Linked DNA regions of Homo sapiens: region 1 is linked to region 2. A link is a loop called in an ENCODE intact Hi-C map of the cell type or tissue named here. Cell type or tissue: heart left ventricle. All regions are shown on one strand. Each heading gives the region's core, and the rest is flanking DNA. Links, peaks and the distances in the headings are about the cores only. Region 1 overlaps RIOK3 (RIO kinase 3). Region 2 overlaps NPC1 (NPC intracellular cholesterol transporter 1).

Region 1 (11,499 bases), core at 1,448-9,447, 65 kb after region 2:
AAAAGCTGAAAGTTGACTGGATAGTTAAAAAGCTGTTATATAGTTATCTCTTTCAGAAACCTATGATGCCTTTTCTTAGATATAAGTATGGAAAAAGAATTCTGTTCATTTTCATGATATATCAACAAAAATTACATGACTTATGTCGATTTCTGTCAGCCATTCTGAAACCAAATTTCCATTTGTTCTACCCACTAAAGAGCACACATTTTCCTTTAGAATCACGGCCACAGTCTGGAAACATAATTGAGAAAGGCTAACTCTGGGCCAATAAAATATTCAAGGAAAGACGCAACACAAAACAGGGAGGTGAATAAAGCAAGTATGTTGTAAAATCCTCCCTTGTAAACACATCTGTCCTTTCCTCCCATATTTGGAAGTGTTACCCAAGTTTTAAAAATTATCATCAAGACATTTTACACCACAAGTCACATAAAATTAGGTCTACTTCAGCCAGATAACCTATAGCTGTTAAAGAATTATATTATCCTGTTCATAAGATGAGAGGTAGTGACATTTTATTCTCTCAATGCTGAGCTAAAAATTCCACACATCTGGCACATGGGTTACAAGGGGGAAAAGCACAGAAGCACCATTGCCCACTCCTCAGGTTTTGGTATTTCAAGTCACCCATAACTTCATTTGCTATTGGCAGCTGACAATCACTGCTGTGTTAACACTGAAGCAGTGGGTATTAGTGCTATTCATCATATAGTAGTGGTGGGTCTCCATCATCTTTCAAAAATGAAGCAGCTTTCCTTCCATTCTTCTGAACGTGATCTTCATTCATTTTCTCCAAAGCTTCTATCTACAAAAATAATACATTGAATCCATTTGTCAAAATCCTACTTTTCACAGAAACCATATTTTAGATTGTGCTAGTAATTTTTTTCTTTTTTTGAGATGGAGTCTCACTCTGTCGTCCAGGCTGGAGTGCAGTGGTGCAATCTCGGCTCACTGCAACCTCTGCCTCCTGGGTTCAAGCAATTCTCCTGCCTCAGCCTCCCTAGTAGCTGGGACACATGTGCCACCACGCCAGCTAATTTTTGTATTTTTAGTAAAGACGGGTTTCACTATGTTGCCCAGGCTGGTCTCGAACTCCTGACCTCAGGTGTTCCACCCGCCTTGGCCTCTCAGAGTGCTAGGATTACAGGCGTGAGCCACCGTGTCCAGCCAGTTTTTTTATTTTTTATTTTTTAATGGAGTTTATGTTGCTCAGGCTGGTCTCAAACTCCTGGGCTCAAGAGATCCTCCCTCCTTGGCCTCCCAAAGTGTTGGGATAACAGATATAACAGGAGTGAGCTGCCATGCCTGGCTGAGCCAGTAATTTTTACTCGCTTAAAAACTAGGTTATTCCTAATGATTCTGCCTTTGAGTTGAAATTACTATGTGTGTGTGTGTGTGTGTGTGTGTGTGTGTGTGTGCGTGCATCCAAGTATACACAAATAGTCATACATACATGTATTTTTTTTAACTTGATTGCAAGGGTCAATATTTACTATCTTTATCCAGCTAGCAATTGGAATCATCTATGTTTTGAAATGTATTCTATAAAACATTCCAGAAACAGGAAAAAGAAAACTCTACCATTCATCAAACAACAGTATCACTTACTTACTGAGCAACTGTATTGTGCTGGAAGAATGAATTTACCATCTTTCTGTTATTTCTCTCTAGCCTTAGGCTAGGCCCAGCTTACCCAAACTCAAGTCATCCTGGGGATTTCTGGAACAGACTCAGTAATCACTCTCTGCTTTGGTATAATGTTGGGAATAATTAACTGCTATTTCACCTTTTAGATTTTGTTCAATTTTAAGAGACTTTCTCTGGAGGAAGCTTTTTCATGGTTCTCTAGATCTGATATTATAATAACCGGGTATTTCCAAAGATAGGCACTTCTAACTTTCTATGTTTAGTAAAGGGCAGGGACCACATGTTACTATTTTTTGTATCACTCAGAGTGTTCAACTTCCTCATTCATTAAATAGGGGAAATAGGAGTCTACTGGAAATGTACAGTTTGCCCATCTTAACCAAATGGTGCCCTCCGTGAAGAAATGTTTTGCTGTGTGTGTATTCTGAATTTTAAGTATAGAAAAAAACAGGCCGGGCACAGTGGCTCATGCCTGTAATCTCAGCACTTTGGGAGGCCAAGGTGGGTGGATCCCTTGAGGCCAGGAGTTCAAGACCGGCCTGGCCAACATGGCGAAACCCTGTCTCTACCAAAAATACAAAAATTAGCCAAGCATGGTGGCACACACCTGTAATCCCAGCTACTCAGGAGGCTGAGGCAGGAGAATCGCTTGAACCCAAGAGGCAGAGGTTGCAGTGAGCCAAGATCACGCCACTGCATTCCAGCCTGAGTGACAAACCAAGACTCCATCTCAAAAAAAAAAAGAAAAAAAGAAAAAACCAAAAACATCTTAAGAAAAGAAAAATCTCAAATTAATTTTGTTTTGGGGGAAAGGGAGGATAAAACTAGCTCTGGGTTTCAGTTATCTCCTCTATGCAGTTCTGCATGACCAGCAAGGTGAAAAACAGCTGTTTATCACATACCTCAGCTAAAAAATCAGCTTCATTATCTGCTGTGATGTTTAAGCCTGAAACAGCATTGAAGAGTTCTCGTTCACTAAGGGCTTCCTTGACTCCTCCTTTCTGGAAAAACTAGTAAGGAAATACAAGAAAGTCAGTAAGAAGTATTAGCAATGTTCTCTTATAAACTAAAAACAGGGAGCAGCACATTTATAAAAAGACTTGGATGCATGCACGTGTGCACACGCACACACACACACACACAGTAATTTCAACTCAAAGGCAGAATCATTAGGAATAACCTAGTTTTTAAGAGAGTAAAAATTACTGGCTCAGCCAGGCATGGCGGCTCACTCCTGTTATCCTTGTTATCCCAACACTTTGGGAGGCCAAGGAGGGAGGATCTCTTGAGCCACTACATTCCTTGCCTCATTTCTCAACCATCGATTTTCCTGCTTCCAAGCTGGACTATACTCAGGTTCTAGTTGCTTTTCATCCTCTCACACATCCATCCTGCCTTCTGGATTTAGCTCATACCACTGCACCTTCTATAGCTATAAAAATGAGTGCTATAAATAAAACCACTTGGCATTGCTTTGAATATGTAAAGGAAATACTTTCACTAAACCCCAGAAATTAAAAATTTCAAGCAGGCTCAGAGGTTATTTCCAATATGAAGTTACTCTATCCTTTAGAAAGATCATTGCTATCTGAATCTACTGCCAACAATTCATTTCCCTTAGAAATGCCAAACAAGTGTGACCCAACCCTGTGCTTACTAAATTTTACCATATATATATATATATATATATATATATATATATATATATATATATATATATGTTTTGTTTTTTTAAGAGACAGGGCCTAGCACTGTCATCCAGGCTGGAGTGCAGTGGCACAATCACAGCTCGCTATAATCTTGAACTTCTGGACTCAAACAATCCTCCTGCCTCAGCCTCCCTAGTAAAACAGCCTCCCAGTTAAAGCAGCTAGGACTACAGACATGTTCCACCACACCCAGCTACTTTTTAAATTTTTTTGTAGAGATAGGAGTCTCACTATGTTGCCCAGGCTGGTCTCAAACTCCTGGGCTCAAGCAATCCTCCCTCCCTGGCTTCCCAAAGTGTGAGATTGTAAGCGTGAATCACCATGCCCAGCCACCTAATCTTCTTACCATGCTTCACAGTGACAGTGATCAGACACTGTCCCACAATAGAGACTGTCCCTCTTTTAATGGTAATAATGGCAGCAAGCATACAGGCACACCAGCTTCTGTTTAAGCACTATGCACACATTAAATGTCTACTCGACTGCTTATATACAAGGAGCCAAAACACTCACTTATTCCCTTTAACATTTTTTTTTTTTTTTTTGGAGAAGGAGTCTTGCTCTGTCACCCAGGCTGGAGTGCAATGGCGCAACCTTGGCTCACTGCAACCTCCGATTCCCAGGCTCAAGTGATTCTCCTTCCTCAGCCTCCCAACTAGCTGGGATTACAGGCACACGCTACCGCACCCAACTAATTTTTTTGTATTTTTCGTACAGACAGCGTTTCACCATGTTGGCCGGGCTGGTCTTGAACTCCTGACCTCAGGTGATCCACCCACCTTGGCCTCCCAAAGTGCTGGGATTACAGGCATGAACCACTGCACCTGGCATATTTTTTTTTTTTTTTTTTTGAGACGGAGCCTCACTCTGTTGCCCAGGCTGGGTGGAGTGCAGTAGCACGTTCTTGGCTCACTGCAGCCTCTGCCTCCCAGGTTCAAGTGAGTCTCCTGCCTCAGCCTCCCAAGTAGCTGGGATTACAGGCGCCTGCCACCATGCCCGGCTAATTTTGCATTTTTAGTAGAGATGGGGTTTCACCATGTTGGCCAGGCTGGTCTTGAACCTCTGACATCAAATGATCCACCCACCTCACCCTCCCAAAGTGCTGGGATTACAGGCGTGAGCCACCATACCTGGCACCCCTTGAACATTTTACCCAACTGTAAGACATGGAATCAAATTCTTGCAAAATGAAATATGACAAATTGATCTTTATATCCTTGTCCTGAAAGCAGCCCGTATCCCTTCCTTCAATTTCTAAGAATATGGTCCTCTTACTTATCTTAGGAGTGAGAAAAATACCTGCAGCTGTTACATCCAACAAAAAAAGGCATATTGGTTTACACGTCTACCTGCGAGACATTCCTGCAGTCCCGGAACAAGAACTCCAGGCCGTGAGGGTGGGTAGGTTCTACTGACTGACTGACATCGATCAACCAGACCTATTTCAATACAGAACATGAACTGATGTATTTACATTTTAAATTTTACTTACAGTAATTAAATCTGAATGTTAACAAAATGTGCTCCTCACCTTTCCAGCATGCCACAGCATGTTATACTCACTGAGGTCAGCATGGACAAGCGTACATTCATGATATAACTGCCGCATCAACTGTGAAGAGGGAAGGCACACATTAGGAAATGAATAATTAAGTGGTATTATTGATGATGACACCCCTGAAAGTTTTTTATTTTTTATTTTTTTGGAGACAGAGTCTCACTCTGTCGCCCAGGCTGGAGTGCAGTGGTGTGATCTCAGCTCACTGCAAGCTCCGCCTCCCTGGTTCACACCATTCTCCTGCCTCAGCCTCCCAAGTAGCTCGGACTACAGGCACCCACCACCACTCCTGGCTAATTTTTTGTAATTTTTTTTAGTAGAGATGGGGTTTCACCATGTTAGTTAGGATGGTCTCAATCTCCTGACCTCGTGACCTGCCCACCTCGGCCTCCCAGAGTGCTGGGATTACAGGCGTGAGCACTGCGCCCAGCCCCCCTCAAAGTCTTACAGTAGAAATCAACATTAATGCATTTGTTTTCCAGCCTTAATAGAATTAAATAGAAAAGTTTCATCACTATTTAATCTCTTCCCCAGCCACCCCACCTCCCAAAGAGGCCAGAAAAACATACTTGATTTTCCTTTCAATGTTTACCTTTGGAGGCAGAGAAAGGTGGATCACCTTTCTAGCTATATCTTTAAAAATTAATTTGGATTAAAATTTCCATATCTAGATCAATGGCTGCATTACATGACAGCTTCATGTGGAGATTGCATAAAGTAGCACATTAAGTTTCTCCAGTGTTCAATTAAAACACAGAGGGATAATGGCAGTATTAGGAGCATTGTCTCAACCTGGAAGGCCCTCAGATTGAATTCAGTTGCTATTTCAAAGCATGTAGTTTCCTTGAGATTCCCAACATGCCTTCCAACTTAACACCTGCACTCCCTACTGTTTTCAATTTTCATCATCACTCTCTTATGATGAGACCAGACCTGCTTCCTTTCCTTCACTGTTAAAGCTGTAACATTCAATGGCTGGGTGTGGTGGCTCACACCAGTAATCCCAGCACTTTGGGATGCTGAGGCAAGAGGATCACTTGAGCCCAGGAGTTCGAGACCAGCCTGGGCAACATAGTGAGACCCTGTCTCTTATTTGAAAAAAAAAAAAAAAAAAAAAAGCCCCAAAAAACTATAACATTCATGAAAGCTCACAAACTAATGAGGCACTTTGCTAAATGTACTAACAGCAAATTTTATTTAATGAAGTTTGGTGAAAAATAGCTTCATGCACTGTGTCACTAATCCTAACAATGACGACTTCCCTGGTTAAGTCTGTAAGTTTTCTAAAACTATTTAAGACACACACATATTGATAGAAAAACAACTCTTCAGTGTTAACATTCTTTCACAAACTTCAACTTGTCTTTGTTATAGCACCTTGAAATAGCACTATCTAAGGAACTTGGGTTTTTTTGTTTGTTTTTTAAGACATAGGGTCTTGCTCTATTTCTTGCCCAGGCTGGGGTGCAGTGGCACAATCATAGCTCACTGCTGCCTTAAATTCCTGGGTGCAAGTGATCCTCCCACCTTAGACTCCCGAGTAGCTGGGACTACAGGTGTGTGCCCAGCTAATTTTTAATTTTTTTTTTTTTTTTTTGAGACAGAGTCTTACTCTGTCACCCAGGCTGGAGTGCAGTGGTGCAATCTTGGTTCACTGCAACCTCTACCTCCCTGGTTCAAGCAATTCCCCTGCCTCAGCATCCCGAGTAGCTGGGATTACAGGCACACGCCCAGCTAATTTTTTTGTATTTTTAGTAGAGACAGGGTTTCACCATGTTGCCCAGGCTGGTCTCAAACTCCTGGGCTCAAGTGATCCTACTGCCTGAGCCTCCCAAAGTTCTAGATTACAAGTGTGAGCCAACATGCCTGGCTTCTTTAAGGAAATTTTTTTAAAGTTTAGAGGAAATATTTTTTAAAGGTAGTGTGTGAATTCTTTTAAAAGCACAACTTACATGAAGAGTTTGATAGTAGGCTTCTTTCATTTCTTCACTATTGAGCTTTACTTCTTTTAATTTAGGGGCTGGAACTTGATCATGGCCAATAAAAGACATAACTAAAATGTGTTTCTTCAGTAGTACAACTGTTGGACAAGGAATTCCAGCTCTCTGCATTCTATACATAAAGAAATGATTCAGAATATACAGATCAGAAGGAGAGAAAATATGTCATTTATTCAATAAATATCTAATCAGGGCCTGCAATGAGCTGGCACTATGTTCTACCCTGGTGATGTGGGAATACAAAGACAGTAAAACACAGCCTCTGCCCATAGAGAGCTCAGGGACTGATGGAAATGACAGACAAGAGACAATTACAATTACGCACTGGCAGAGGTATGGGTAGGAGCTACAGGAGCACACAGCACCAAGGATGGCTTATTAGAAGAAGAGGTAGGGAACAGGAATTAGCCAGATAAAGACAGTGCAAGGGAATGCAGGGAGGTGTTCAAGAGCACAGTCCATTTGGGGAATGTATATCAATCAACATAGCTGGATCTGTGAGTAGGAGGAAGGGCAATGTGGGCTGAGGCTACAAAGACAGGCAAGCTCCACTATGGAAAACTGTTGAAGAATTTTAAGAAAGGCAGGAATTTCAGGAGTACAGAAAAGAGACTGGAGGACAGCAAGACCTTCTAGAAAATGATTCTACCTGGAATTAATTAATTTATTGAAAAAACATTTTTTTTTCTTTTTGAGACAAGGTCTTGGGAGTCTAACGTTTCCAGGCTGGTTTTGAACTCCTAGGTTCAAGCAGTCCTCCCATCTCAGCCTCCCAAGTAGCTGGGAGTACACGTGCACACCATGCCTGGCTTATTTTGGTGGGGAACTCTCAGTAGAAGAATTTTGTAACTGATATATATGAATAATTACTTTTGAAAGCAAATATCTTTAGAAAATAACAAACTAAAATTAAGCTTTTAATAAATTAAGATAATAGAAAGGTTTTTAATGAGAAGGATTATTACTGAATTTCTTGGTTGACAAAACAAATTCTTTGATAGAAAATAAATTGCTTAGAAAATTCAGATACAAGTATAAAAATTAAAACAAAATGTAATTTGATTGGTAAGAACTTACTCCCACAAAATTAACAAATTAAATGCAACAAACATTTTCTGAAACAAAAAAGAAACCATTTTTTTATGCTAAGCCTAATTGGATGCTGGAAGTTTTACTTCGTGATAAAAGCAATTTAAAAATGGCATTTAGATATATGATAAAGTGTCTAAGGCAGAAAATGCCCAGATTTCCCTCAAGCTTCATTGAGGAAAGAAAAAAGAAAATGGCTTTTTCATCCTAAAAGTATGAATCGAGGTTATACACCTGGCCTTTCATTATTTCTATAAATGAATGTAAAAGAAAGCATGGATTTTTTTATCCTAATGCAAAAAGGTATTTACCCAAGATTACGTCTAGCACAATATTTTCTTTACCTTGCGAGATTGTGCATTTCTTTTTCTGCCCACATGCGGATGATCTTACGTGGATTTAGTTTACTGAAGCGATCTTTAAACCTGAAATCATCTTTAATATATTTGTCACGATTCTTAAATTCATTAAGGGTTGTTTTAAATACCTTGATGGCACATTCTGTAGGTATAACTTTACTATCTTCCTTTTCATCCTCCATGCTAAGTGGAAGAAAAAAAATCAAGTCAGTACAAGTTGCCAGCTCACAAGTACAACAATTTCAAAATAAAGATTCTGTAACACTAAATTAGATCTACCTTCTCTCAGTGTCAAGTCTTGTTTTTTTAAGCCTTTAGGTTTTGGATCTTAATAAAGCCTTAGGTTTTGGTTTGATTTTTTAAATAAAATATACTTTCAAATAAATTGTCAACCGATTTTCAACCATCTATCACATAATGTTCTTCACTTAATGACTACGGAATCAAGCTTGAAATACAATGAAGACATATGCACTTGAAAATAGGCTACAGTCTTCCCAATATGGTTCAGGAGCAAAATTCAATAAAAAGCAACAAATAAAACAGCTTTTTAAAAAATAACTCTTTCACTCCTAGCAGACATAAAGGTGAATCAAATGGTTCCTGCCCCACAAGTCTGCAAGAAGTGGCAACGGAGAATAAAAGAAGTACATGAATAGGAAAGGTCCCTCTTCATTGGAAAGGTCAGGCAAGACTTCATGGCACAAGTGCCATCTGAAACAGAAACAGGACAATGGGTAGGATTTGAACAGCATGAACAAAAGCAGAGGCAGGAAACCACAGGACATGTCTGAGGAACAACAAACACTATAGTTAAGACTTGGCTGGAGAGAGATAATGAAAAAAAATTGGAGCTAAAGGACAGGACAGAGGCACATCTGTGAAGAGCCTGGACAAATTCCTAGAGGTGGTGGGGAATCGCGAGGGTTTCTGTGTATGGCACTCTCAAATGCGTGCTTCATGAAGATCGAGTGAACGATACTGTCAGAATGGAAGGGCACAGGGACAGGCTAGAGGTGTGGGGTCGACTCAGGATGCTACTGCAATAGTCCCCCAATAGTGAGCTTCAGTCATGATGGTGGCAGTGGGAATGAAAAAGTGGATGGAATGAGAAACAATATTAATATTTACCTTTAAATATCTGATAGGATGTTAATCTGGGAAAGAAAGGAACTATATTTCCAAAGGACAGAATCTGAATCAAACCTCCTTCTGTACCATATTCTCCCAGCTGACTCCTCTTCCATTTAGTCTCAAAAGGTTAAAGTCCTTCACCTGGTTCTAAGAAACCTTCCTTCTCTTCCTGGGCAATTTCACTTAGCCCCATGGCTCTAAATATCATCTCTATATAGACAACTCCCACATTTCTTTTTTTTTTTGAGACAGAGTCTCACTTTGTCACCCAGGCTGGAGTACAGTGGTGCAATCCTGGCTCACTGCAACCTCCACCTCCCGGGTTCAAGCTATTCTCCTGCCTCAGCCTCTTGAGTAGCTGGGATTACACGTGCATGCCACCACGCCCGGCTAATTTTTGTATTTTTAGTAGAGACGGGGTTTCACCATGTTGGCCAGGCTGGTCTCGAACTCCTGACCTCAGGTGATCCACCCATCTTGGCCTCCAAAAGTGCTGGGATTACAGGCGTGAGCCACCGCGCCTGGCCGATAACTCCCACATTTCTATCCCAGTCCTGACTTTCCCTAGAACTTCAGGCCCATTTATCCAACAACTACATGACATCACTTAGAAGTCTAACAGGCATCTCAAATTTAATATGCCCAAAACAAAACTCATGCTGAGTCCTCACCCTACCCTTCCCCAGGCTCTCACCTCGTCAAACGGTACCACCATCAGCTGCTCTAGCCCAGAATCTATCCTCCTACACCCACTTCCAATCCAACAGCGTGTGCTGTTCTCTCTACCTTCAAAACACACACCAACGCTCTCCTACTCTTCACTTCCACTACCGCCCTCCCTAGTCCAACCCTTCACCATTTCTCACTTCAACTACTACAACGTTTTAACTGATCTTACTGCTTCTTCTCTTCTCCTCCTATAATTCATTTTCCACACAGCAATCTTTTGAAAATAAGAATCAACTCATAGCTTTGGTTCCAGGGCAGTCAAAGAGCAGACTCCTTACCCTGGCCTACAAAATCCTACCTGGTCCAGCCCCTGCTTACTCCTCCAGCCCCCTCTCTCCCATTCACATCCTATGCTCCAGGGAGACTGGGTTTCTTACGCTTCCCTCAAAGATACTAACTTTGTACCTGTCCTAAGGCATTAGCACTAGCTGTTCTCTAGTCCAGAATGCCCATCCACCTGATCTTTGATGTATCTTAGATGTGTCACTCACATGTCACTTCATTGGAGAAGCGTTCCCTGTCCTACTAATAAAGCTAGTCAGCCTGTCACTATGACATCATCCTATTTTAACTATCTGCATAGCATATATCTGATATTTTTTGTTTATTATTGTCATGGAGAGGGGTTGAGGATGGGGGAAGCATATTCCATTAGACCAGAGACCTTCCTTGTACCATTCATTGCTGTATCCCTAGTACCTGGAAGAGTACCTGGTACTTGACAGCTGCTCAACTATTTGGTTAACAGATGACACAATTTTCAGGGAAGAAATCTCTAATAACTTAAAAGACATTATGACAGAATAGGCTAGATTTTGAGATAAGCTCCTTTCATTGGACTAGTTTAACCACATAGTAGGTGAGGCCCTAGCAAAAATGCCATACAAGAGATCCCTTACTTGGAAGGTCTCTAGGATAGAGTCCAATTTATAAGATTTGCCTTGTCATTGTCCTACTACAAAAAGATCCTGTTTCTCAGCAAATGACACATCCCTCTGCCTAGCTTTTAAGGTCCTCCTTACCAATTTCCAGTTTGCTTACACCACTTTACTACCTACTACCTCTAAGCACATACCTTCCTAATCTTCTCAGTGCCTAAACTTCAACTCTCCCACCCTTAGCCTTTTTCTTAAAGAATTAAACATTACAGATGACGCTGAAGTGCCCTCTGATTACCATTCCCCATCTTAACTCACCAGAGGCAATAACTATCATAAATGCTGTATTTCTAGTCTCTTTTAAAAGATAATATATAAGTATCCACAAGC
Region 2 (10,121 bases), core at 2,091-10,090:
ATGCCATCACACCCAGCTAATTTTTGTATTTGTTTGTAGAAACAGGGTTTTGCCATGGTGCCCAGGCTGGTCTTGACCTACTAACCTCAGGTGATTCACCCTCCTCGGCCTCCCAAAGTGCCGGGATTACAGGTGTGAGCCACTGCACCCAGCCACCTGCATTGTTTTCTAACAGCAAAACTTGGGAGCATGCTGAATGTATTTAATAAGGAATGAATACAATAGAATATTGTGCTGTCATAAAAGACAGTGAAGTAAATGGTCCATGATGTATATTTGTATAAATATATATTGTTTATGCTGCTGTCCATGCTTAGAAAAAAATATCAAGCAAATGACCTCAGAAATTAACTGTGTTTGTGACCTCTAGAGAATGGGAAGAGAGGACTTAGGAGGCCAGGTTGCACTTTATGCCCTCCAGTACTTTTAAAAAATTGTTTTACTGAGATATGGTATATGTATCATGCAGTTCACCCACTTAAAGTATACAGTTCAGGCTGGGAATGGTGGTTCACACTTGTAGTCCCAGCACTTTGGGAGGCCCAGACGAGAGGCTCACTTGAGGCCGGGAGTTCAAGACCAGCCTAGGCAATGTTTGCATGTCTCTAAAAAAAAGAAAAAAGAGAATTTAAAAAGAAAAAAAAGCGTACAATTCAGTAGCTTTACTATATTCACGTGTATGTGCAGCCATCACCACAGTCAATTTTAGGAACATTTTCATTACTCCACAATAAAACTCTGTACCCTTTAACTAACACCCTCCATCTTTTCATCCTCCTATCCACAGCCCTAGGCAACCACTAAAATACTGTCTCTGGAGATTTTCCTATTCTGGACTTTTATGTGCATAGAATAATATGTGGACTTTTTTGTCTGGCTATCATTGAACATAATATTCTCAAGGTTCATTCATGTTGTGGCATGTATCAGTACTCCATTCCTTTTCATTCCATTGTATGGATATACCACATTGTGTGCATTTATCAACTGACAAACACTTGGGCTGTTTCCATTTTGGCTATTATGAATAATGCTGCTATGAACACTTGAGTACAAGTTCTTGTGGATGTGAGTTTTCATTTCTTTTGGGTACATACCTAGTAGTAGAATTGCTGAGTCATAGGGTAAGTCCACCTTGAATAGTTTGAAGAACTGCCAGACTGTTTTCCAAAGTGGCTATAGCGCTTTACGTCACCACCAGCAGTCCATGAAACTTCCAATTCGTTCGCATCCTCGTCAGCACTTTTTATTATCTGACTTTGTGATTCTAGCTATCTTCATGGGTGTGAAGTGGTATCTCATTGTGGTTTTGATTTAGTAGACTGAATGCATTTCTTTTTTTTTTTTTTTTTTTTTTTTTTTTTGAGACAGAGTCTTGCTGTGTCATCCAGGCTGGAGTGCAGTGGCATGATCTCAGCTCGCTGCAGCCTCTGCCTTCCAGGTTCAAGTGATTCTCGTGCCTCAGCCTCCCAAGTAGCTGGGATTACAGGCACCTTCCACCACGCCTGGCTAATTTTTGTATTTTTAGTAGAGACGGGCTTTCACCATGTTGGCCAGGCTAGTCTCGAACTCTTGACCTCAGGTGATCTGCCAGCCTCAGCCTCCCAAAGTGCTGGAATTACAGGCATAAGCCATTGAGCCCAGCCCTAAACTTACTTTAATTCAGCATGTATGGAACCTTAGCTGTAATCTGATAGTCTCCAGTGTGGAAGACCCTAATGCAGTGGCTGGGCATGGTGCCTGTCATCCCAGCACTTAGGGATGTGGAGGCAGGAGGAATGCCTTGAGGCCAGGAGTTTGAGACCAGCTTGCACAACATGGCAAAGACCCCATCTCTACAAAAAATTTTTAAAATTAGCCAGGCATGGGGATACGTCTCTGTAGTACCAGCTACTCAAGAGGCTAAGGCAGGAGGATCCCTTAAGCTGAGGAGTTCGAGGCTGCAGTGAGCTGTAATAGTGCCACTGTACTCCAGCCGAGGCAACAGAGAGAGACTCTATTTCAAAACAGGAACAAAAGCAAACAAAGGATCCTAATGCAGGATAAAGGTTAAGAAAACATGGCCTTTGAGCCGGGCACAGTGGCTCACGCCTGTAATCCCAGCGCTTTGGGGAGGCTGAGGCAGGTGGATCACTTGAGGTCAGGAGTTTGAGACTAGCCTGGCCAACATGGTGAAACCCTGTCTCTACTAAAAATACCAAAATTAGCCGGGCCTGGTGGCGCACGCCTGGAGTCCCAGCTACTCAGGAGGCTGGGGCAGGAGAAGCACTCAAACCCGGGAGGTGGAGCTTGGAGTGAGCTGAGATTGCGCCATTGCACTTCAGCCTGGGCGACAGAGCGAGAATCAGTCTCAAAACCAAAAAAAAGAAAACGTGGCCTTTGTATCGTGAAAGTTAGGGAGAAGTTTCTTACTTAGCTGTCAGTTAGTTTAACTAAAAATATAACATTTTGCTTACCTTTTAGGTTTATTAATTTTGTGAAAAACTACAAGAATCCCAATCTGACCATTTCCTTCACTGCTGAACGAAGTATTGAAGATGAACTAAATCGTGAAAGTGACAGTGATGTCTTCACCGTTGTAATTAGCTATGCCATCATGTTTCTATATATTTCCCTAGCCTTGGGGCACATGAAAAGCTGTCGCAGGCTTCTGGTAAGCCGGGGGGGGGTGGTGTATGTTCTAGAGGTTAACAGCAGTGCACAGTGTAACGTCATATTTTTGCCTCTTTATTCTTATTCCATTATGTTTAAAACTGCCATAAATTCCCCCATGTTTTAATTGTATGTAACGTTTCTGTTGCCTACATCTATTTTCTTCATTCCAACTTTTTGGTTTATCTTAAAGTTTATTTCACATAATCCAGTTTTTTCTTATTTGTCCAGTCCATCACCTAAGAATGCAAACTCATAACATGTGTTGCCCGAGCAGACCTAGAAATGTTTACAAGTCCTCTCTGAAACACAGAATTGTACATTCAACTCTAGGTTTAATACAGCCCTGTAAAGTAAAAAGGAGGACCTTTTAGTAACAAGTGGGACAGACAACCCTGTAACTAATTGGTGATTGTGTCTGTCGCCTCTCTCAGGTGGATTCGAAGGTCTCACTAGGCATCGCGGGCATCTTGATCGTGCTGAGCTCGGTGGCTTGCTCCTTGGGTGTCTTCAGCTACATTGGGTTGCCCTTGACCCTCATTGTGATTGAAGTCATCCCGTTCCTGGTGCTGGCTGTTGGAGTGGACAACATCTTCATTCTGGTGCAGGCCTACCAGGTATACTTCCATATTCTCACAGGGCTCAGCATCTGTTCAAGTTTCAGGGACTGTGAATGGCTCCTGGGCTCCGCATTCGTGAGTGTGACCTGTGAGGGTGTTTTGTTTCCTTTCCCTGTGTGGCTCATCGGTCGTCTTGACTTGCTGTGGACATCTTAGGACCAAGAATTTCACCCCTCTTTTTGGTTGTTGAAATAGTAGATATAAAGTAAGAATTGTGTTTTAAATTGTATCTTTAAATAGTGTCTTTTAATAGTATCTTTTCATTTTAAATAGTATCATGTGTACAAGAAGGGCTAACACACTTTTGGAAAAGATTTTGGGTACGACTGCTGTTAAAATGATGTTCAGCATAGTATAGAATGTTAGATTCATTTTGCCCAAAGGTGCCACTAAAAAGGCAAAAGGTCAACACGTGTCCCGCTGCTGTAGAAGGTGGTCTCAGTCGTCCTGTAGACCCGACGTGGGCGGAGACTCAGTGCACGTGAGAGTGATGTTCACTGGTCCAGTCCCCTGCCGCCTGTGTTCCGAGTGTTTTCCTGATAATGTGGCTGGCTCAGCTTTCCCTTTAGTTTCTCACTTGGTACCTAGCTCTGTAGTGCAGAAATACTCTGAGAACATTGGAGTCCCCCACCGAAGTTTATATGCTTAGAAGACACTGCTAATCGTCTACTAATCATTTATTTTTACCCTTGAGTTAACACAAGGCAGCAAGAAATGGCGTTGTTATTGAGAAATTTTAATGTCGCATAATTTTTTTTTTTTTTTTTTAAGAGAGATGAACGTCTTCAAGGGGAAACCCTGGATCAGCAGCTGGGCAGGGTCCTAGGAGAAGTGGCTCCCAGTATGTTCCTGTCATCCTTTTCTGAGACTGTAGCATTTTTCTTAGGTAATTATGCTTTCAATCCTACCAGTCCTGTAGTCTGCTGAGCCTGGAGAAAGAAGGAGCTGGCTACCTGAACATGTCCCTTTGTGTTGCTTCCTTTTTTTTTTTTTCTTTTTTTTTTTTTTCTCTGAGACGGAGTCTCACTCTGCCACCCAGGCTGGAGTGCAGTGGTGCAATCTCGGCTCACTGCAGCCTCCGCCTCCCGGGTTCAAGCGATTTTCCTGCCTCAGCCTCCCAAATAGCTGGGATTAAAGGCACGTACCACCATGCCCAGTTAATTTTTTGCATTTTTAATAGAGATGGGGTTTCACCATGTTGGCCAGGCTGGTCTCGAACTCCTGACCTCAGGTGATGTACCTGCCTCGGCCTCCCAAAGTGCTGAGATTACAGGCGTGAGCCCCCGTGCCCAGCCCGTGTTGTCTCCTTTTTTTAAGCTTTGTTCTGCACTGGGAAAGTATCACTGGACCACAGAAAAATTGGCAGCAGTAACTTAGGTGTGATTTTGCAAGTGGCTTCCTTCTCATTTAACTGTCAGGACAGCATTGATGTTGGGGTTCAGGGTGAAAGAGACCTAGAGTTCGTCTTGCCACTTTCCCCTTTTAGTAGCCACTGGGAATGTTGATAGTTGAAAATGGCATCCTTGAGTAGCCACTGAATCCTTCTCCACATGACACTCTAAGCAGCAGCTCCCAAATCCACAGGCACTCGCTTACAAGATGTTTGCCGTTGTTTTCAAAGGCAGTCTTTCTCTTCTGTGCACACAACTCATTGGGGAAGCAGCCTTGTTAATGACCAGAAGCTCTTGACTCACCACATTACAAGGAGCCAGAATAAGCTGGAACAAAGTCAGCACTTCTGTGTTTCTTTCACATAGAGAATCATCAAATAGACCCACTAGTGGGGCTGTCTGCCCCATGTCTGAAGTGTAGTAAGAGCAAAGTGACTCTGTCCACTATAGGGGAGGCTGGACTGGAATCACTCAGTCCAAAGAAGACCATCCACGGGCCACAAACTGCAATGCCTACATGGCTGGGAGGTCAGCTTAATCAGGGCCATTGTAAGGTCATTGTAGGTGGTAGTCTTTCACCACAGATACACTGCTAGCTTGTTATTCTTCATCTCCACAAAGCCATGTGCTTTTGAAACCTGTAGCCCTGTAGTTCCTTTTGACAAACACAGGTGCAGAAAAAAAAAAAAAAAAGAAAAAACTTTCTTTTTTTCACTACTATTATAAGAAAACCAGTGCAAGTGTGATGATAATAGCAGCAGAGACTGTGCCTCAAGGTTGGAGTGACCTTGGGACAGTAGGAGTGAGTAGGGATTGTGGCACCCCAACTGCACGTGTCCTATCTAAAAAGACAGTTATGTGTGTGGCCAACCCAGTGCTACAAGGTCTGTGTTGTTGTTGTTGTTTTTCTTCCAAGCAAAGCTGTGAATCTAGATTTTTGTGTAAAATGCCATTGTTAAATATTGGCAACTTATAAAAAAAAGTTTTTTAATCTTAAGATGGGTTGATACAGTGTGGGCTAAACAGGAACCATCTGATTCATGGGCTGCCAGTTTGCAGTTTCCAAGTCTTACCCTCATGCCTTTGATCCTCACTCGATTGTAGATTACCTCTTAACTAAACTGGGAGGCTAGTAGTGTTGATGTAATAAATGGAAAATACTGTCCATTTCTTACAGTGAAGCACAGAAAGTACTATAAGAAATGGCCTGTATTAGTGGTTCTCAAATTTTAATGTGTGTGAATTTGCTGTGAACCTGAGTATAGTAGAATTGGGGTTGAATTCCTGTCATAACTAGGATGGGGCTTCCCAAATGGTCTGGTGCTGAGTGTGCTTTGAAAAGCACTGGCTTATCACCTCCTGTCCCACTTCTGGTGTAATGTCCAGCCGCAGCATGCCTTCTCATGCGTTTGGCCTGTGCTGGCTCCTTGTATCTGTACATGCACATGAACATAAGACCTGCAGAGAGCCCCCGGCTGTAAACAGAAGTGACGCAGAGCCCTTCTCTCCCCGACAGGAGCATTGTCCGTGATGCCAGCCGTGCACACCTTCTCTCTCTTTGCGGGATTGGCAGTCTTCATTGACTTTCTTCTGCAGATTACCTGTTTCGTGAGTCTCTTGGGGTTAGACATTAAACGTCAAGAGGTAAGTTGGTGCCAGGATTATAGTCTATTTAATTTGAGTCTAGAATCTAGAGGAAGCAGCTAGCGGGTATAACCTTTGTTTCCCTCTGTCCCCTCAGAAAAATCGGCTAGACATCTTTTGCTGTGTCAGAGGTGCTGAAGATGGAACAAGCGTCCAGGCCTCAGAGAGCTGTTTGTTTCGCTTCTTCAAAAACTCCTATTCTCCACTTCTGCTAAAGGACTGGATGAGACCAATTGTGGTATGCGCTTATCTGTGGTTTTTCTCTTTCCTCTCACTGAAACAGATTATCACATGCCTTCTAAGAAGCCAGACAGCCTGGGAAGGAGATTCTTAAAGCTGTTAAAATGTATCTAAAAAAAAAGCAAAAGCAAATGTGGAACAGTAGATAAAATGTTTTTCCTGTGAGCTTTTATCAGTCCATATAAACAAGAGTTTTAAGTTTTTTATTTTGAAATAGTTTCAGATTCACAGAAAGTTGCAAAGAAACTTTTATTTTTCCTCTTAATAATGAGGAAATAGAAGCCAAGAGAGGTGAAGTGGTTTGCCCCAAGTCACTCAGCCCGTAAGTGGCAGAGTCAGGATTTGCACCCAGGAATTTGGACTCCTGGTGCTGTGGTCTCACCCACTGCCCTGTACTCCCTATTAGCCTGTCATTTAAGCTTTTCCATTTTAAAAAATCCTGCTTTTTGTGTGTGCTTAAGATTTTATTTCTGGTCGTAAGCTTATTTACTAAGCAGTCTCTGTCTTATGATTCATTTGTTGTTCCAGATAGCAATATTTGTGGGTGTTCTGTCATTCAGCATCGCAGTCCTGAACAAAGTAGATATTGGATTGGATCAGTCTCTTTCGATGCCAGATGTAAGATGACTTCCTTTTTTTTTTTTTTTTAACTTCTTTAGCTGATGATGAATACATTTTTCAAAACATGCACGTAGGTGTTTCAAGCAAGTGCCTGCTTCTAACTGCAAATGGTGACAGGGTTTCCAGGGTTAGGAGAACTGTCGCAGTGCACTGCTGGTGTGGGCTGTCTGGCATTCTGACTGAGCCCCTCTGGGCACAGCTGCAGAACACGAATAACTAGTCTTATGAGGTTACTTTATGAGATGCTCTCCTGATTGTGGGGCTAGCAGGAGGAGCACCCTGGGGCCCTGGGGGGAAGACTGGTGGTGTTAGGAATCATGAGTCCAGCTGGAGGCATCTCAGCCAGGAACCTCCTGGCACCCTCTTATTCTCCATGATCCTCGCCTTGCTTAGTTACTATCAGAGTGTTCACACTCTCTCCTATTCTTTTATCTTTCTTTCAGGACTCCTACATGGTGGATTATTTCAAATCCATCAGTCAGTACCTGCATGCGGGTCCGCCTGTGTACTTTGTCCTGGAGGAAGGGCACGACTACACTTCTTCCAAGGGGCAGAACATGGTGTGCGGCGGCATGGGCTGCAACAATGATTCCCTGGTGCAGCAGATATTTAACGCGGCGCAGCTGGACAACTAGTCAGTACCACCTTGTCTTGTACTTCAGAAGCAGCGGAGGAGGCTCTCAGCCAGGCAGTCAGCTCAGGCCTGAAATGTCTCACTGAAAATAGACTTTCTTGGAAAAGTTGTTTTTATGCAAAATGTATGTTAAATCTGGCTTTACCTTAAAAAACCTTTGAAAGGACTAATTTACCACCTAATACTTTGAAGGCTTTTTTCATTAAGTGCTCATGTAGTTTTTCTTTTGACTGTTAGCAGTATAAAACGTAGAAAAGGAAGTTAGGTTTTAAGAAAAAGTACTGAAACTAAAGACTTCCTCCCTGTGGAGCAGGTCAGTAACCCTGTCTGTCCTCTCTAGTACCCGAATAGGCTTCGCCCCCTCGTCCTGGATCGACGATTATTTCGACTGGGTGAAGCCACAGTCGTCTTGCTGTCGAGTGGACAATATCACTGACCAGTTCTGCAATGCTTCAGGTACCTTCTCCTTTACCAAATCTTTCCTGTTTTGCTGAAAAATTTTCAAATTATCATTTAAAAATCATTTGCATCGTGCCTCAGTTTATACCTATTTGTATATCAAAGCTGGGTCTCCCTGTGTCATCATTCCTTTCCTCAGTCATTCATTCTGAAATTGTCATGTTGTTCCTGGCTCAGACAGCCACCCTCGGGGCTGCAAGCTGAACAAGGTCCACATGTTCGGAGTGTGGTTTCCACATAAGGTTTCTCATCCTGTTCTAACTCCAGCGATTGCCTCTCAGGATTGGTATCTGGCCTTAGCTTCTCAGAGGAGGGCTTTTCTTTATCACTTTACCCTGTGGTTTTGTAGGAGCGTCGAGGTTGCCCTGGAATTTTCTTAATAAAAACATAGAAGCCCCGGGCTCTGACCAGTCAAGGCCATACTTGAAGGAGGAGATCTACTTCAGGGCAGAAAATGATGCATAGTATGCCTAAGATGAAAATGGTATTTCAGATTCATTAAACTGTGAAAGTGACATGTGGCTGAAGCTTTTAGATAAGGGGAAAGATTATCCCTCACTAGTAAGGAAAGTAATCGATAGAGAAGAAAGTAATGCCCCTCACTGTCAGTATTTTAAAATGTTTTACAAAAAATCTGGAGACCTATTCTTCTAACAGTCCTCCCTGCATGTCTCCGCCAGTGGTTGACCCTGCCTGCGTTCGCTGCAGGCCTCTGACTCCGGAAGGCAAACAGAGGCCTCAGGGGGGAGACTTCATGAGATTCCTGCCCATGTTCCTTTCGGATAACCCTAACCCCAAGTGTGGCAAAGGGTAAGTGCTGCTGCCATTGCAGATAAGCATCCACTGCAACTTTAATTTGCAGTAGAAAACTAGGAGAGGACTGGGCTAAGACAGTTGCATGGGAACGTCTCTTCTCCGCCCCACCCTGTCCTGGTCCTTTGGTGGAAGCAGGAAAACCGAAAACACCTTTTTAAGAAAATGCCTCATAGTGTTCAACTGATTCTGTCTTAGCGTGGGCATTCACATCTCATGCTCTCTCTGTGTCCTGGCCCCCTGGGCATGAGAATGAACGCAGATTCCTGTGCACATTCCAAGCGGGGCTGAGGGAGAGGACGGCCTGCTGGTAATCCAGGCCTGAAGGAACTTGGCCTGTTCACTTGTACTGATGGCAGCTGGGGCGTGATCTTAGCTTTAGTAACATTATCCCACATTAAGGTTGCGATTCTTTTAGCCTCGTCATGCTCCTTGCCAGCCCATCCATGTATAGGGTTATGGGCTATCTCACTCCCCCATCCAGCCAGGCAGCCAGTTACCCACGGAAGCCAGATATATGGCCCAAAAATAGTGATGATGACCGGAAGTCTCTGGCCTTGATTTGGAAGCTTTGGGAGGTGGAAGATGAGTATCCCCATGTATGTTAGGTAAACCCTGAACTTAGGTTTTTCATAAGAACATACATCTGACCAGAGTCATATCAGTGAATCATTTATATCATGCATGTGCTTTGAGACCTATTCGAGGTATCATGGGATGACTCCTCCTAAAAGTTAAGTAGAAATGAATCTTGCAGCTTGATTTACTCACTGACTGGATGCTTTGGCCTACGTAAAATAAGTTGAAGTAGATTCAGTTTTTCTGAAGGCAGTAGCCACCGTTCCTGGGGAGCCTCCAGGGTGCCAGCGTCATGCCAGGCACTCCCTGACATTATTCCATTTCTCATCACGCAGCCTATGAGTAGGTGGTGGTATACCCATTTACAGAAGAGGAGACTGGGGCTCAGAGGTGGTCATTTTGCTCGGGGTTACATGACCAGTAAGTGGCAGGGCTGAGGTTGTTCCCAGGGCCCTTGCCCTTTCCTGC

Evidence for each region. Hi-C counts contacts between places; a loop is a spot of excess contacts. Peaks named below come from ENCODE experiments on the same cell type or tissue, not always from the same donor. Only the 100,000 strongest peaks of a DNase experiment are listed, where the experiment ranks them.
Region 1: it touches region 2 in a loop (2.6-fold over the local background); 5 of 110 quality-filtered maps call a loop at or near these places.

Annotation. Positions count from the first base shown.
Region 1 is chr18:23,470,481-23,481,979 of GRCh38, reverse strand. It overlaps RIOK3 (RIO kinase 3), which reads right to left. Exons shown (of 13, transcript NM_003831.5): 8 at 8,354-8,551; 9 at 6,873-7,032; 10 at 4,894-4,974; 11 at 4,712-4,801; 12 at 2,556-2,663; 13 at 1-808. The coding sequence ends at 701. Among named protein-coding and RNA genes, the nearest start is that of RIOK3, 23 kb to the right of the region's middle. In heart left ventricle, for the core only: no CTCF peak of the experiment used is centred there; no DNase peak of the experiment used is centred there.
Region 2 is chr18:23,537,492-23,547,612 of GRCh38, reverse strand. NPC1 (NPC intracellular cholesterol transporter 1) reads left to right here. Exons shown (of 25, transcript NM_000271.5): 12 at 2,464-2,653; 13 at 3,087-3,269; 14 at 4,044-4,158; 15 at 6,180-6,307; 16 at 6,405-6,545; 17 at 7,076-7,165; 18 at 7,612-7,802; 19 at 8,143-8,258; 20 at 8,942-9,071. Among named protein-coding and RNA genes, the nearest start is that of RMC1, 39 kb to the right of the region's middle. RefSeq lists an enhancer at 5,286-5,335. In heart left ventricle, for the core only: no CTCF peak of the experiment used is centred there; no DNase peak of the experiment used is centred there; H3K27ac peaks cover 282 bases.